Regions from separate parts of the Homo sapiens genome. Here region 2 is linked to region 1. A link is an interaction called in ENCODE POLR2A ChIA-PET data of the cell type or tissue named here. Cell type or tissue: B cell. All regions are shown on one strand. Links, peaks and the distances in the headings refer to the core of each region. The heading gives the core; the rest is flanking DNA. Region 1 overlaps ACRBP (acrosin binding protein). Region 2 overlaps CHD4 (chromodomain helicase DNA binding protein 4).

Evidence for each region. ChIA-PET counts read pairs that join two places held together with the same protein. Peaks named below come from ENCODE experiments on the same cell type or tissue, not always from the same donor. Only the 100,000 strongest peaks of a DNase experiment are listed, where the experiment ranks them.
Region 2: POLR2A ChIA-PET joins it to region 1 with 6 read pairs; 7 of 35 experiments call an interaction of 5 or more read pairs at or near these places.

Annotation. Positions count from the first base shown.
Region 1 is chr12:6,642,995-6,645,896 of GRCh38, forward strand. It overlaps ACRBP (acrosin binding protein), which reads right to left. Exons shown (of 10, transcript NM_032489.3): 4 at 2,226-2,343; 5 at 1,143-1,611; 6 at 545-677. Among named protein-coding and RNA genes, the nearest start is that of ACRBP, 3.0 kb to the right of the region's middle. In B cell, for the core only: no CTCF peak of the experiment used is centred there; DNase peaks (open chromatin) are centred at 847 and 1,357; H3K4me3 peaks cover 873 bases; H3K27ac peaks cover 1,593 bases.
Region 2 is chr12:6,579,440-6,582,341 of GRCh38, forward strand. CHD4 (chromodomain helicase DNA binding protein 4) reads right to left here. Exons shown (of 40, transcript NM_001273.5): 30 at 2,698-2,842; 31 at 2,210-2,375; 32 at 1,852-1,949; 33 at 1,605-1,734. The region is part of intron 2 of CHD4-AS1 (CHD4 antisense RNA 1); the gene reads left to right. It also overlaps SCARNA11. Among named protein-coding and RNA genes, the nearest start is that of CHD4-AS1, 13 kb to the left of the region's middle. In B cell, for the core only: no CTCF peak of the experiment used is centred there; no DNase peak of the experiment used is centred there.

The DNA.
Region 1 (2,902 bases), core at 299-2,798:
TAATCCCAGCATTTTGGGAGGCCGAGGCAGGAGGATTGGTTGAGCCCAGGAGTTCTAGACAAACATGGGCAACAAAGGGAGACCCCATCTCTACAAAAAATAAAAAAAAATTTAGCCAGGCATGGTGACACATGCCTATAGTCCCAGCTACTCGGGAGGCTGAGATGAGAGGAGGATCACTTGAGCCCAGGTGGTCAAGGCTGCAGTAAGCCATGATCGCACCACTCCCCTCCAGCCTGAGTAATAGAGTAAGACCCTGTCTCAAAAAAAAAAGGAGTGAAATCTGGAAGCCTGGCAACTCAGGGAGGTGAAGAGGTGAAGAATGAATTCTGGACTGGATTGCATTTCAGACTGGGTCTTGAGCCTTCCTCCTTTAAAGTGGACTGGTAATGCCCTTCCTAAGAAAAGAGTCCCACTTGGAGAGAATCTCTCCAGCTATGTCTCATGCTTCTCCTGCCCATCCTCCACTCCCATAGCCTAGCACAGTGCCTGGCCAAGAGGATGCCCAGTGGCATGTATCCATTAGACAGTATGGCTGGCATACCGACTTCCCGAAACCAAGGATCTCCTCCTCCATGTACTTCCAGGCCTTGGCTGTGGGGGTTATGATGCAGGTATTCTCCACGATCGAATAGCACAGCACCAGCAAGGCCTCTGTGTGGGGCAGCTGCAGGAGGCTGCAAGAAGACAGCACTGAGGGTGGGGCTGGGCCAGGTGGCCCGGGCAGGAAACTACATCCAGTCTCTTCCCCTTCCCTTAGTGTCTGCTTTGGTCACACACATTCAGCATGCTTAGCATGGGGCCTTAGAGGCCTCTGGACAAATCGCCTCATTTTTCAAATGAGGAACTGAGGACCCGAAAGGAGAAATTACTTTCTCAGGATTGCAATGCTAAACAGGGCAGAGACAAGACCAGAACCCAAGTCTGGTAGCTCCAGGTACAGGGCTTACATAGAGAATAAGCATTTGAGCAGTGCTTAAGCCAACAATGGGCACAGAATTGGTGAGGCAGTTGCTAGCTGTGCCTGAAGTCCAGACAGGTCTGAGTGGATCTGGAGGCTGAAGCTAGGAAAATGGGCTTCTCACTCCCAAGAAAGGCAGAAGGGAGGGCAGGGTGGATGACAGAGTCAAAACTTCCTATACCTGCCAGGGTTTTGGTTTCTCCAGTAGGAGTTCTCATCATATATTTCATTCATTTCATCTATTTCCTGGGCTGATCGAATGAGCTCCTGGATGTTCTCCATTATCATAGGAGTAGACTCTACTTCTCGTACCCGGGGAGCAAAAGAGGAAGGGTTAGAAGATAGAGATTCAGAGTGAAACTTGGGCTCTGAGTCTGTCTGCAGCTGAGACACAGCCTCCCGTCCCTCCTTAGTCCCCTGTCCTTCTTCCTGCTTTCCCTCCTCTTCCTGTTCCTCTTCTTGCTCTTCCTGTTTCTGCCCCTCTTCCTGCTTGTGTTCTTGTGTCGGCTCCTGCCTGTGCTCCACTCCTTGCTCCTGCTTGTGCTCTGGCGCTTGCTCCTGGCCTCCCAGGGACAAGGAGGATTGTAGGAGCTCTTCCACGTTGTTGCTGAGCCTCTCAGGCCAGGGCTGGAAGGTCTGGCGTTCTGTCACTACAGCAGGGTTTAGAGAGAAGGGAGAGAGACAGTCAGGCTTCTAGCCCCTGAGTGTCTTTGTTCACAGAGGGACACACACATAAACAAAGCAGACCAAGTCACACTTATACACACAGAAAAACACAGAAAAGAACATAAGTATTAAACTAAAAGAACATTACCACGGCAACTGTAAGGCTGGTGGTATGCATCACCTTCCCACCTCCCTGGCAAGCACTCCTCCTTCCCTAACTTCCACCTCAAATACCACCATTTGTCCCTCTCCCTTAGGAAACACCAAGTATGCTGAGTAGCTAGCAGTCAATCCTTTCTAAAGTGAAGACATTAGCTTATAAAGGGCCTAGAGGTCCTTTGTAATGCAACAATGTCTCTGGAATTGGGAAAAATGGATTCAGGGCAAAATTGTAAGTAATGGCAGAAGAGATTCTGGTCCAGGAGAGCCCTAACTTGTATTCATAAAAAGCTGACACTCCTTTGTGTAAACAGCTGTCTGCTGGCGCCCCCTTCCCGCCCAACATGCTTCCCATTTCCCTGCCATGGATGCCTTACGTTGTGGGCTCTGGGAGTTGTGGGAGTAGCTGGTGGTCTCCCGGCTGCTGAGAGGGTCTCACCTGTGAAGTGGGGTGAGATGGGGGAGGTCATCGTGGTGGGTGAGACTTCAGCTGAAGCTTCTATCTCCTTGAGAGTGTTAGGTGAGAGAATAGAGACTGGCTGGGAACACAGGACTCTCTGCAGGAAGAGAAGGAAAATGGGAAAGCCTTTCCTAAAGGGCAGACTTCTGCTCCAGCTGGTTCTTCAACCCCTTTTCCAGCATGTCTTATCTCTCAGTTTCTAGGCAGGGATAAAGGGACATGGTCCCTGCTGGAACCCTCTAGACCTGAGAAAGGGTCCCTTCAGAAGATGAATCTCTGTTTGTCTGGGCCACATCCCTGCCGTCACTTTTGCATTTGACTCAAAATCACTGACCTGTTCGAAGAAACGTAAGGGCTTATCTCTTTGCCTCTTCCCATCCCTCTTCCCTACTTCTTTTTGTTTGGGTTTTGGGTTTGTTTTTTTTGTTTTTTTTTTTTGAGACGGAGTCTCACTCTGTCACCCAGGCTGGAGTGCAGTGGCGCGATCTCGGCTCACTGCAAGCCCCACCTCCCGGGTTCACGCCATTCTCCTGCCTCAGTCTCTCGAGTAGCTGGGACTACAGGCGCCTGCCACCACGCCCAGCTAATTTTTTGTATTTTTAGTAGAGACAGAGTTTCACCGTGTTAGCCAGGATGGTCTCGATCTCCTGACCTCA
Region 2 (2,902 bases), core at 119-2,618, 64 kb before region 1:
CGGGCGTGGTGGCGCATGCCTGTAATCCCAGCTACTCAGGAGGCTGAGGCAGGAGAATTGTTTGAACCCAGGAGGTGGAGGTTGCAGTGAGCCAAGATCACACCACTGCACTGCACATCAGCCTGGGCGACGGAGCAAGACTCCATCTCAAAAAAAAAAAAAACAACAACAAAAAAAACAATTAGCCAGGCATGGTGGCTACTCAGCAGACTGAGGCAGGAGAATCACTTGAACCCAGGAGGCGGAGGTTGCAGTGAGCCAAGATCGTGCCACTGCACTCCAGCCTGGGTGACAGAGTAAGACTCCGTCTCAAAAAAAAAAAAAAAAAAAATTTTGGCCAGGCGTGGTGGCTCACGCCTGTAATCCCCGCACTTTGGGAGGCCAAAGCGGGCGGATCACGAGGTCAGGAGGTGGAGACCATCCTAGCTAACACGGTGAAACCCCGTCTCTACTAAAAATACAAAAAATTAGCCGGGCATGGTGGCAGGCGCCTGTAGTCCCAGCTACTCAGGAGGCTGAGGCAGGAGAATGGTGTGAACCCGGGAGGCGGAGTTTGCAGTGAGCCGAGATGGCGCCACTGCACTCAAGCCTGGGCGACAAAGCGAGACTCCGTCTCAAAAAAAAAAAAAAAAAAAAAATTACGTGGGCATGGTTGTGGCACGCCTGCAATCCCAGCTACTCAGAGGCTGAGGCAGGAGAATCGCTTGAACCCAGGAGGCGGGAGTTGCAGTGAGCAGAGATCGTGCCACTGCACTCCTGCCTGGGTGACAGAGTGAGACTCCATCTCGAAAACAACAACAACAACAACAACAACAACAAATAAAGTCATAAGAGATACCTTAAGTTAGGGGAAAACCTGCCACCTAAAATCAAGGGTGCAGGATTCTTCAGTGTGTCGCTTCCTCCTGATATCTCTACAGCCCCAGCAAAAATTCACGAGTGACCATGGTTCACACAGGGATCTGTAGTGCTTAATATGGATACCGGCCAGGCATGGTAGCTCACGCCTGTAATCCCAGCACCTTGAGAGGCCAAGGCAGGTGGATCACCTGAGGTTAGGAGTTGGAGACTGGCCTGACCAATATGGAGAAACCCCCTCTCTACTAAAAAATACAAAATTAGCTGAGCATGGTGGTACATGCCTGTAATCCCAGCTACTCAGGAGGCTGAGGCAGGAGAATCGCTTGAACTCAGGAGGCGGAGGTTGCAGTAAGCCGAGATCGCACCATTGCACTCCAGCCTGGGCAACGAGTAAAACTCCTTTGAAAAAAAAAAAAAAAAAAAAAAAGCCAGGCACAGTGGCTCATGCCTGTAATCCCAGCAATCTGGGAGGCAAAAGCAGGTGGATCATGAGGTCAGGAGATTTAGACCAGCCTGGCCAACATGGTGAAACCCTGTCTCTACTAAAAATACAAAAATTAGCTGGGCATGATGGCGTCTGTCTGTAATCCCAGCTCCTCGGGAGGGTGAGGCAGGAGAATCGCTCGAACCTGGGAGGTGGAGGTTGCAGTAAGCCAAGATCGCGCCACAGCACTCCAGCCTGGCGGCAGCACTACACTGTCTCAAAACAAACAAACAAACAAAAAAAATGTGGATACCTTTACCTTTGGGCTCTGTCTCCATAGGTTCCTCTGTTCTCTCCTTCACCTCTGCCTTTTCCACTTTCTCCTCTCCCTCAGGGGGTTCAACAACGACCTTTTCATCCTCTGAGGCAGGGGCAGGGGCCTGTGTACACTTCAAAGGAAAAAAAAACAAAAACAAAACAGATGAAGCAGACAGGCCAGCAACTAAAAGGAAGACTGGACTTACACATTTGTCTTTAGTATGGCATTCAGTCACCCCATCTCTTACCTCAATGGCAGTCTCAGGGGCTGTAGATTTAACCTCCTTTTCTCCTTCTATGCTCTCTTCTTCTTTGAGGCTATTTTCCTCTATTTTTATCCCATCTTCTGCAGAACAATAAAAGACAATCAATTAGGAAGAAGGTACTAGATCAGAGAGAAGGTCATTTCTTCCCAGTTTGTCTCATCTTAAATTGTCCTCTCGTGCCTTTAAGAGCCAGCCCTATTCTTAGGACGGCCCTCCTAAACTGAGAGGGAATTGCTGTGTGTCCTGCCAGACTACCCTGTTAGAACTGAGCACAGGGGAGCAGAAAAATAGGCCAGGACAAAAAGAGAGGGACAGAAAATGATAGGACAGGCAGACTTACCAGCAGGTGGGACAGGTGCAGGAGTGTTGGGCTGCGTGTCCCCTGGAGTGGAGGGTGTAGGAGTTTTTGGGGAGGGTGACCCTGGCTGGGACATCTTCTTGTTTTCCTCCACCTCAGCCAGTTCAGGCATGCTCCAGCGCCCATTAACATGTTCAAACTCCTGAACCTGTAGCAATGGGACAAGAAGTTGAAGACCCAATTCCAGCTACAGGCTCCTTTCCTATTGGCCTTCCAGTCTCCGCCTCCCGGGTTCAAGCAATTCTCCTGCCTCAGCCTTCTGAGTAGCTGGGAATACAGGTGCCCGCCACCACGTGCAGCTAATTTTTGTATTTTTAGTAGAGATGGGGTTTCGCCATGTTGACCAGGCTAGTCTCTAACTCCTGACCTCAAGTGATCCACCCGCCTCAGCCTCCCAAAGTGCTGGGATTACAGGTGTGAGCCACTGCGCCTGGCCCCCTAGAAACAATGGCAAGAGGCTCAGGGCTCACCTTCTTGCGAATCAAAGACATAACACCAATTCTAGTAAGGACATGCTGGCGAGACAGGCCTTCTCGGGGGACACCATCAGCAAAGGTCTCAGCCCCATCTGCCCCCGGCTCACATAAATGCCGCATGAAAAGAGAGACATATGCCCTGTGTAAAGAAGTAGAGAAAGAGTTAAATAGGGATCATGCTGACTCTTAGATTCTTTTC